Regions from separate parts of the Homo sapiens genome. Here all the other regions are linked to region 2. The links are chromatin contacts, found by Hi-C or POLR2A ChIA-PET in ENCODE. All regions are on one chromosome and are shown on one strand. Each heading gives the region's core, a stretch centred on a gene start or an enhancer-like site at or near the end of the contact. The rest is flanking DNA. Distances are from core to core; before and after follow the strand shown.

Evidence for each region. Hi-C counts contacts between places; a loop is a spot of excess contacts on that map. ChIA-PET counts read pairs that join two places held with the same protein, here RNA polymerase II (POLR2A). Pooled maps may share reads with other maps.
Region 1: a map of naive thymus-derived CD4-positive, alpha-beta T cell shows a loop between it and region 2 (2.8-fold over the local background). The contact joins two enhancer-like sites. A Hi-C loop is called at or near these places in 2 of 168 maps with a recorded cell type or tissue (endothelial cell of hepatic sinusoid and naive thymus-derived CD4-positive, alpha-beta T cell), 8 of 37 single-sample maps with no recorded cell type and 10 of 50 pooled maps. POLR2A ChIA-PET finds 5 or more read pairs at or near these places in 6 of 52 experiments (A673, H1, K562 and 3 more).
Region 3: a pooled map shows a loop between it and region 2 (4-fold over the local background). The contact joins two enhancer-like sites. A Hi-C loop is called at or near these places in 1 of 37 single-sample maps with no recorded cell type and 9 of 50 pooled maps. POLR2A ChIA-PET finds 5 or more read pairs at or near these places in 6 of 52 experiments (CD4-positive, alpha-beta T cell, CD8-positive, alpha-beta T cell, PC-3 and 3 more).

Annotation. Positions count from the first base shown.
Region 1 is chr5:95,758,522-95,761,467 of GRCh38, reverse strand. The region is part of intron 6 of RHOBTB3 (Rho related BTB domain containing 3); the gene reads right to left. Among named protein-coding and RNA genes, the nearest start is that of RHOBTB3, 29 kb to the right of the region's middle. RefSeq lists an enhancer at 865-914. Within about 2 kb of position 1,672, at least 15 of the 41 ENCODE cell types and tissues checked have a DNase peak (open chromatin) inside an H3K27ac peak, as active enhancers do; they include OCI-LY7, where a contact is called at or near this core.
Region 2 is chr5:95,807,439-95,810,225 of GRCh38, reverse strand. No RefSeq gene overlaps it. Among named protein-coding and RNA genes, the nearest start is that of GLRX, 14 kb to the left of the region's middle. RefSeq lists enhancers at 950-1,029, 1,450-1,539, 1,790-1,839. Within about 2 kb of position 1,350, at least 28 of the 41 ENCODE cell types and tissues checked have a DNase peak (open chromatin) inside an H3K27ac peak, as active enhancers do; they include OCI-LY7, where a contact is called at or near this core.
Region 3 is chr5:95,868,845-95,871,591 of GRCh38, reverse strand. The region is part of intron 1 of LOC105379091 (a long non-coding RNA gene); the gene reads right to left. Among named protein-coding and RNA genes, the nearest start is that of LINC01554, 18 kb to the right of the region's middle. Within about 2 kb of position 1,416, at least 7 of the 41 ENCODE cell types and tissues checked have a DNase peak (open chromatin) inside an H3K27ac peak, as active enhancers do.

The sequences.
Region 1 (2,946 bases), core at 423-2,922, 49 kb after region 2:
GGGAGGCTGAGGCAGGAGAATCGCTTGAACCCAGGAGGCGGAGATTTCAGTGAGCCATGATCATGCCACTGCACTCCAGCCTGAGTGACAGAGTGAGACCCTGTCTCAAAAAAAAAAAAAAAAAAAAAGAGGAAAAAGGAAAGAAATTTCAGCCATTATCCAAACCCAGTGTTAGTGGTATGCAGGAAAGGGAACATGTAAGTATTTTTTATGTCTGCACTCATCCAATCTAAAGAAGAACATAAGTACTGTCTCTGTGTTCTTTTACATACTTATATATGTAAAAGTTACATTGTTATTTAAGTAAAAGCATATTAACTAAAAAACACCTATAAAATATCTCCATTCAGAAGATTATCTAAAAGCAAGCAAGCATCAAATAATCTAAATAGATGGAATCAGTAGCAGGTAAATCCCCACAGGCCACTGAACTGTCTGAGAACACACACAGGAAGAATCACTCACTGAAAATGAAAGTAAGACTAATTCTCAAGAGCACACTGCTGATTGGGCTGTTTTCATAATTAGAAACATTAATCAAGTCATCTTTGAGACTTTTAGGTCCTAATAAACCAGTAATCCTAAGGCTGGGACTTTCCTTTTATTTTTCCAGTGGTAAAAACATTTAACATCAGATTTACCCTCTTAGAAAACTTTAAGTATATAATGCGATATCATTAACAATAGGCACAATGTCATACAGCAGGTCTCCAGAACTTACTCATCTTGCATAACTTTACTGATTGATCAACTGCAGACAAGGGCAGGATGACATCTTGCATCACTGACTGGGATTTTCTTTAGTTAACTTCTTAAAGCACTGAATCCACTTAGACTTTTAGAGCGCATGGTATACTCATGTATACTAGGCTGTGTTTTTATGCAATACAGAAAAGGACATGCCACGGAATGATTCTAAGAACTGGAGAATGTAAACTGAAGATGAAAGCTTGCTTCCACATATTTGTCTACTCAGATGGCATTTCAATAAGTGATGTGAAACTCTAAGGGCCATCTGTGGCAGGAAGAGCTCAAAGCTAAATTCTTGAGGTTCTTACAAATACTTCACTTCCTAACCATCTGAGATCATATGACTCAAGAATGTGCAACCATAACACTGTATCAAGTATTATAAGAATGTTACAATTGTATGCCATGTAAGAATTACTCCCTGAAGACCAGGAAAGGGCTGGCTTCACTTATCACATTACTCCTCGTTCCTTAGGATTAGTAGTTAAGTACTTATACATTATGCAGTGTTTGTTGTTATTCAATAGAAAACTAACGTATACAAAACAGATATACCTTGACTGTGTCTACTGAATCAAAAATTTGAATAGGAATAGATAGGTGTAAAATGTTAACCGGACTGTTGTTAAACAGGTCGCTCCTAAATAACGAACCAAATGTTCATGGTGACATAACACACACCAAATTTCAAATTCCTAAAGGTTAAAAAAAGCATGTTATTTAAAAAGAATTAAGATATTCTTTGTAATCTGGTTCTTTAAAAAAAAAAAAAACAAGGACAGGAGATAGGCTTATTATAACTCTCTAGCCCGTGTTTGCTCAAGGCAAATATTCCTGAGCACATGATGGAGTTCAACCTCTGCTTTACCAACCCATCTGATGGGAACACAAACAAACAACTCCTGTCTTCAATGGTTCTCTAGCATAACCCAAGGGCAGACCACAGCACTTCTGTGGGAAAACCACTGCATAACTGTGCCTTAACACTTGTATTCTATTCACAGGTTTAAAAATGTTAAAACAAAAACAAAACAAAACAAGCCTGGCCCATTTACTGAAGTCTCTGAGAAAAACGTAGGTTTAAAATTTTTGTTTGATTTGATTACAAAATACATTTTTTCAAAAACAGTGTCACTTATTCATACACAAACAAATGACTAGAGGATCAAACAAAGCAATAAATGTTTAAACATTTTCTGTTGATAGTGGAATCTGGGTAAATTTTTTTCTCTTAATTTTCAGCATTTTTCAAAATTGTCTTTTCTGTGCAAATACAGCTTTGATATCTCTTTTTAACATAATGTAAATGAAACTTTTCCTTGAGCCAGAGGTTGTAATCTGTAAATAATTAAAGAATAATAAATAGATACCTGCAGAACCAGTTATTTTCCCTTTTCCTTAACCAGCATCTGGATCTCTGCAGCCCCGGGTCAATGGCCCGTGCCCCTGCTCAGACCAGACAGCACCTCCGGCTTTGGCCGTGACGTACAAGGAGAGATCACAGCCGAAATGGGACGGGTCAGTGTCAGGTTAAGAAGCCAGGACTCTGAACTGGTTGAAGACCTGTAGCTCAGCAGGCTCTCCACACCATCATGCCTGCCTGCCCTCCGATCCCTATTCCAGGCTTACTTAATTTCCACCCAACCACTAGGCATCCATTTTTCCTCGCGTCAGGGACACACAGGGCACTGAGAGCCCCAGTTCTGAATAGCACTGCATCAGTCAGCCTTACAGCTCACCCCATTTTTACTTTGAATCCTAAGCTGTTAACTTGGTAGCCTTCCTGGGCCTCTGCACTGAATTCTAGGCCCTAGTTTGCTGGTTTTGGCTGGTTCCCAGTTCTTCCAAAAGCAGGTATTCCAGCTGCTTCTGGCAGTCCAGAGATCCAGCACCACCTCGGAGACTACTGGAAATGCAGAATCTCATGCCCCACTCCAGGTAACTGAATCAGAATCTCCACAGGAACAAGATCCTCAGATGATCTGCACACACTTTAAGGTTTGAAAAGCACTGGTCTAGACGATGAAGGGCCAATGGCAGGGCCACCCACTGTCTGAATGTTGGCCTTCCTGAGGCTGATCGCCAGAGTAATGGGACCTCCTGATTGAATGCCTGTCTTGGCCGCACTGTTCCACCCTGCAACCACAACCAGAGATGAGCTTTCTAAAGCCCAGTCTGATCATGCTTAAAACTCTA
Region 2 (2,787 bases), core at 101-2,600:
TCCATGGAGGCTCACCTAATTTTTTGTATTTTTGGTAGAGACAGGGTTTCATCTTGTTGCCCAGGCTGATCAACACTCCTGAGCTCAAGTGATCCACCTGCTTTGGCCTCCCAAAGTGCTGAGATTAGAGGCGTGAGCCACCACACCCAGTCTATCTTTTAATATATGGTATGATTTATTTAGTTTACTGTCTCTTCACTATTAGAATATAAGTGCCTTGAGGTCAGGGATTGGTGTCTATTTACCGCTGTATCTGCAGCATCAAGACTGCTTGGCAGATAGTAGGCTCTTTCTTGAGTGAACAAATTAAAGAATAAATGAACAGGTACAGATCTGGTTGCCTCACTGGGAGATCCCCCAATTATTGGTTCCTGGACACCTTTTCTTTTGAGCCATTCAGTCTCTCCAGCTTCACAGCTGGGGGTTGGGCCTCATCCTCAGGGTTCTGGCTGCCAAGCAGGGAAAAGGGACTTGGCAGCTTCCTGGCCAGTGTGTAGACTCTCATGTAACCTCCTGTTTTCTGCCCTGCTCCTTGCTGAGTAATTCCGTGTGATCTGCAAGGATAGAAAGAATGATCTTTCAAAGAACATGGAGAGAGATTGGCAATAGGGGCTGGCAGAAAAAAACAGCAAAAATTAACCACCAAAAAATTCACAGCCAAAGCTCTACTCTTTCTGTTTACTGAAGAAAGCAAGTGATCCAATCTCCTGCGAATGTTGTTGATTTTAATAACCACCTTCTCTGCTTCCTCCAACCTGGCCCTTTGGGCTAGACTCCAGACAGCCATTTCTTCCAATTCAAGGCTGTCCAAAGATGCCCCTTAAGGAGAAAGAACTGGTAAATTCTTAAACTGATGGTAAATTCCTAAACTGGTGGTAAATGGATCTATGTGGCCCAGACCACACTATTTATATCCCCAGTGAGTATTATTAGGTCGTTATCTTGACATTTGGTTGCCAGAGAAAGCCATGCTCCCTAATTTACTACACCATAATAATTGTTCACAGGTCGTGGGAAATATTGTAAAGAACTGGGATCCTGAGATATTTTACTTAGAGTTCCTTTCTTATATTAATAGGGGTCTTCTTACCAAATACACCGAATGTTTGAAGGGGAAGAATTTAATCCTGCTCATTAGGGGAAGAGAATTCTGGCCTGGTCCCTTTAAGCACAAGGGATATTTAAAAATGGGTCTATATTTATGCACAAGTTTATACTTCCTGTCTCCAGGCGACTTTTCTGGTGAGCTGTGCAGAGCTGAAGGTAGGAGAGAGAGGGGAACTAGGAGAGCCAATGACGGCACAGAACATCGTGCAAGCTGGGGCTCTGGGGTTTTTTACGGACTCTTCCAGCGCACTCAACTCCTCCCTCCTAGTTGGCGGGGCTCAAGCCTCTGGGGACCTGCAGCTGAGCTTTCTCAGAAGCAAGAAGAGATGCCTCCTTCCTATTCTCTTGTGTGCCTTGTGAAACTTAAAACATTTCATATGTAAAATTACAAGCTGTTTATGGGGTGGAGATTTTGCGCTTCCTCCCATTATTAAGTCATCCTTGAGAACTGAGTGTGGATGATCTTTAACACAGTCTGCCCAGGGTTCTAGCCAGATGTGTTAAATGGGGACCAAAGGACCCACTCTGGGAATGGAGGACCAGCAACTCCTGGGAAGACAGAATTAAAGAGCACGGCTGGAACCTGTGGCCACGGGGGCTGTCCCCCGACATCTAGAATGCGACCCTTGTGTAGAGCTGACTCTGGGTGCCTTCATCCAGCCCCCTGCATAGAAGATCTCCTTTAGCCTCATCAAATCAGTCACTGTGTGATTAAAAAGTTCAGGGGGTGGCAGGGACAGCTGCCCCCAGAAAGGGAACAGTGTGGGCATCTCCAGACAGGTAAACCACAGGAAAACCAAGGAGCCCTAGTTCTCCTCTCCATCCAGGAAGCCTTTAGCTGGCAGCACAAGGGAGGGGCGGCCACACCTTAGGTTATTTTTGAGTCCGTTTCCCCACCCCTGTGTGAAGGTGTGGCCCAGTGGCAGATAGACTGTCCTTAATCTAACCAGAGGAATCCTCCTCCTCCAAGTGAGAAAAGGAGCAAAGGATGCAAAGCGCCCCTTCAACACTCCTTGAGCTGGAAGGAGAAGAAAAATCTCTCCTCCTTTACAGGAATTTGGTAAGTGAGGGATAAGTGATCCCCACTAAGGAGCATGAGCTTTAGTACAAGGACTTTTTCTCCTCTGATTGAGCCGCTGTGTACTGTAGAACTCTGGTGAGGAGCGGTCCTCAGGCCTATTGAAAGGATCAGAGAATACACATATCCTGTTTTCCATTGTGTATGCATAAAGAGGTACGAGTCTACAAAGCTTCAACTGCATCTATTTTTTCCTTTTTTTTTTGAGATGGAGTCTTGCTCTGCCATCCAGGCTCGAGTGCAATGGCACCATCTCAGCTTACTGCAACCTCCGCCTCTCTGGTTCAAGCAATTCTCCTGCCTCAGCCTCCCAAGCAGCTGGGACTACCGGTGTGTGCCATGGCACCCAAGTAATTTTTTGTATTTTTAATAGAGACAGGGTTTCACCATATTGGTCAGGCTGGTCCCGAACTCCAGACCTCAAGTGATCTGCCTGTCTCAGCCTTCCCAAGTGTTGGAATTACAGGCATGAGCCACCATGCCTGGCCCTTTTCCAATATTTCGATAAAGGTGAACAGCTGATTTACCCAGTTAGAAGTTTTTCCTGGTTTATTTTCTGTGTGGCGGCAGCAGCAAGGAATAAAATATAAACTCAGTTCAAG
Region 3 (2,747 bases), core at 167-2,666, 61 kb before region 2:
AATCGCTTGAACCCGGGAGGTGGAGTGCGGTGAGCTGAGATCGCGCCAGTGTGCTCCAGCCTGAGTGATAGCATGAGACTCTGTGTCAAAAAAAAAAAAAAAAGTTCTTACCTCTTGTTAAGTATATCTGTTATGTAATTGATTGTATAACTTTTAGCTGTATCATTGCTCTTGTTCTATTAACCTTATGTCTAAAAAGCAAATGATGTACACTGTACTTTCCTGGCCAAAAAAAACCCCACAAAAAACAAATAAGAGAACCATTGTGAAAGTGGTTTTCAAACTATCAAGTGTAGGAAATGGTATTATCATAATGTGTACCTTATCTTATGTTCCCTCATTTAGAAAGAAATCCCTGCCCTCTACCCTTTGAGTGGGAGACACCTTTAGCAGATTTGAACTGGGTTTTTACCCTGGCATGTCTTTAGGCAAGTTTTGTAGTGACTGCAGGCTATTTCTTTGGAATATTTAGGGTCTGCTTGAGGCTGGCTTGGAACTTGGCCAGTGCTTTCCATAGAGGTGCAACACTGTACATGTAAAAAGAAAATAGATCAGAATCTCCTGTAGCTGTGCTGTCTCGTTCCTCAGCTAAAGGTCATTCTTAATCCTTCTATAGCTCCCAGAATGCTGTATGCAGTGGTTTTTTAAATGCGCCAGGGAGGAAATGGCATCTATAAAGCAAAGCAGGAAACAACCTCTTCACAGGAGCAAGAGACCACAAATGTTCCAGAATTCCATTTAAAACACTGCAAAGATGAGTTCTAGGGAAACTTATGGTCATGTTTTTCCCATAGTTAAATTTTGGAACTATATTCCTGGGTAGGATTATGGCTGGGACTTTAACCATCAGCCTTCTGTAAAAGGGAATGAAGAAAGAGGCAAGTCCATGAACCAGTGTCACCACGGACGCAGAGGATGGTATTAACCATGGCTGGGGAGTTCCCACTAAACCCAGGGACCACCAAGCTGAGATCAATGTGAGACTAACTGCTTCTCAGAAACATAGAAATCAAAAGCAACACTGAGAATGTCACACTCAGACTGTTGTGAAGCACATGGCATTGAACACTGAGAATCCGTGGGCCTGACCTGCAGAGCTGACTCCTTTCCTTAGCAGCCCCATTTCTCAGGAGGAGCAGCAAACCCCCACCTCCAGTAGAAGCCAACCAAGTCCATTTCCCATAGCCACTGGCAGCCCCTTAATCACTGAGTATTTTCCACAGGCTGGACTACATAGAACTTACCCATTCAGAGAAGGGGTTATTTCAAAACTAAAAGTAAATTTGTTCTCTGAATATGATCTCATTTCCACATTTCCTAAGCTTACCAGCAGCTTGAGTTTCCTTTTTTCTATTCATAGCAGTTCCTTCATCTACTTTTGACTCAACCCTTATCAAAGCAGGTATAGTTCCCTCAGACATTTGTCTGGAAAAACCATGTAAGTGACTCAACAACAAACAACTAAGGAAGCATGAGCACTGCTGTATCATCTTTTTGGTTTAGTATCCTTTATTTTCTAGAAGTGATGCTTTTGTATCTAGCTTCTTTGTATGTATTAGCTAATAGAACAAAAACAGAAAAATATTTACATATATATATTTTACACAAATATATATGTATATATATAAAATGTGTTGGCCAACACCCTTATAATTTACTGCATAAGTTGTACACATTAAAAGAAAAAAAAGATAGCAATGTCTCCTTTAAAAGTTATGCCAAAATTAAAACCCATGCCACTTGAAAAGGTTAAAGCATACTATTTCTAACACCTATTAAACTTCTTTGCTTTCTTAAAACATTCTGTACAGATACTGCCTAACTGTGGAAATCAGTACATCCTTTTCCTCTTTTTAGCCCCTAAAATAAAACTAGCTCCCTCAAGCCAAAAAAAAAAAAGAGGTAGGTTTTGTTTTGATTTCTTCTTATGTGGTATCTCAGCTCATGCTGAGGAAGTGGCTGCAAACGTGTTCACTGTGCCCACACTGTGGTTCCCCAGGCTTGGGGCTGGGGGATGAAGTTTTGTGAAACTTGGTTTAGCCTGGGCTTATTTTGGTGCCTGAGCCCAAATATTTCTTGCCTCTTTCTGCTCCTACTCTCATGCCACTTTTCATTCTTTATTTCTTTTCTTTCTTTTTTTTTTTTTTTCTTTTTTTGGAGACAGAGTTTTGCTCTGTCACCCAGGCTGGAGTGCAGTGGCATGATGTCGGATCACTGCAACCTCCACTTCCTGAGTTCAAGCGATCCTCCTGCCTACAGGTGCATGCCACCATGCCTGGCTAATTTTTTTGTATTTTTAGTAGAGCTGGGGTTTCACCATGTTGGCCAGGCTGGTCTCAAACACCTGACCTCAGGTGATCCTCCCACCTCAGCCTCCCAAGTAGCTGGAATTACAGGTGTGTGCCACCATGCCCAGTTTTGTTTTGTTTTGTTTTGTTTTTTTGAGGGAGCAGGTCTCGCTATGTTGCCAAGGCTGGTCTTGAACTCCTGGCCTCAGCCTCCCAAAGTGTTGGGATTGCAGGCGTGAGCCACCATGCCCAGCCTCACACCACATCTTGATGTGGGCCTTAGCTTATTTTTATGTAGCTGTTAGCCCACTTTTGTACTTGCCTTCTCAGCTTCCCTCAAGGGGCCTAGAAGGCATCAAAGTCAAGACAACTCTAAAAGTTTATTTTGACAAATAGTCTAAAGCCATGACTATCTGTTGTAGAAATATCTGGTCACTTTAGCAAAAACACAAAGCAAAT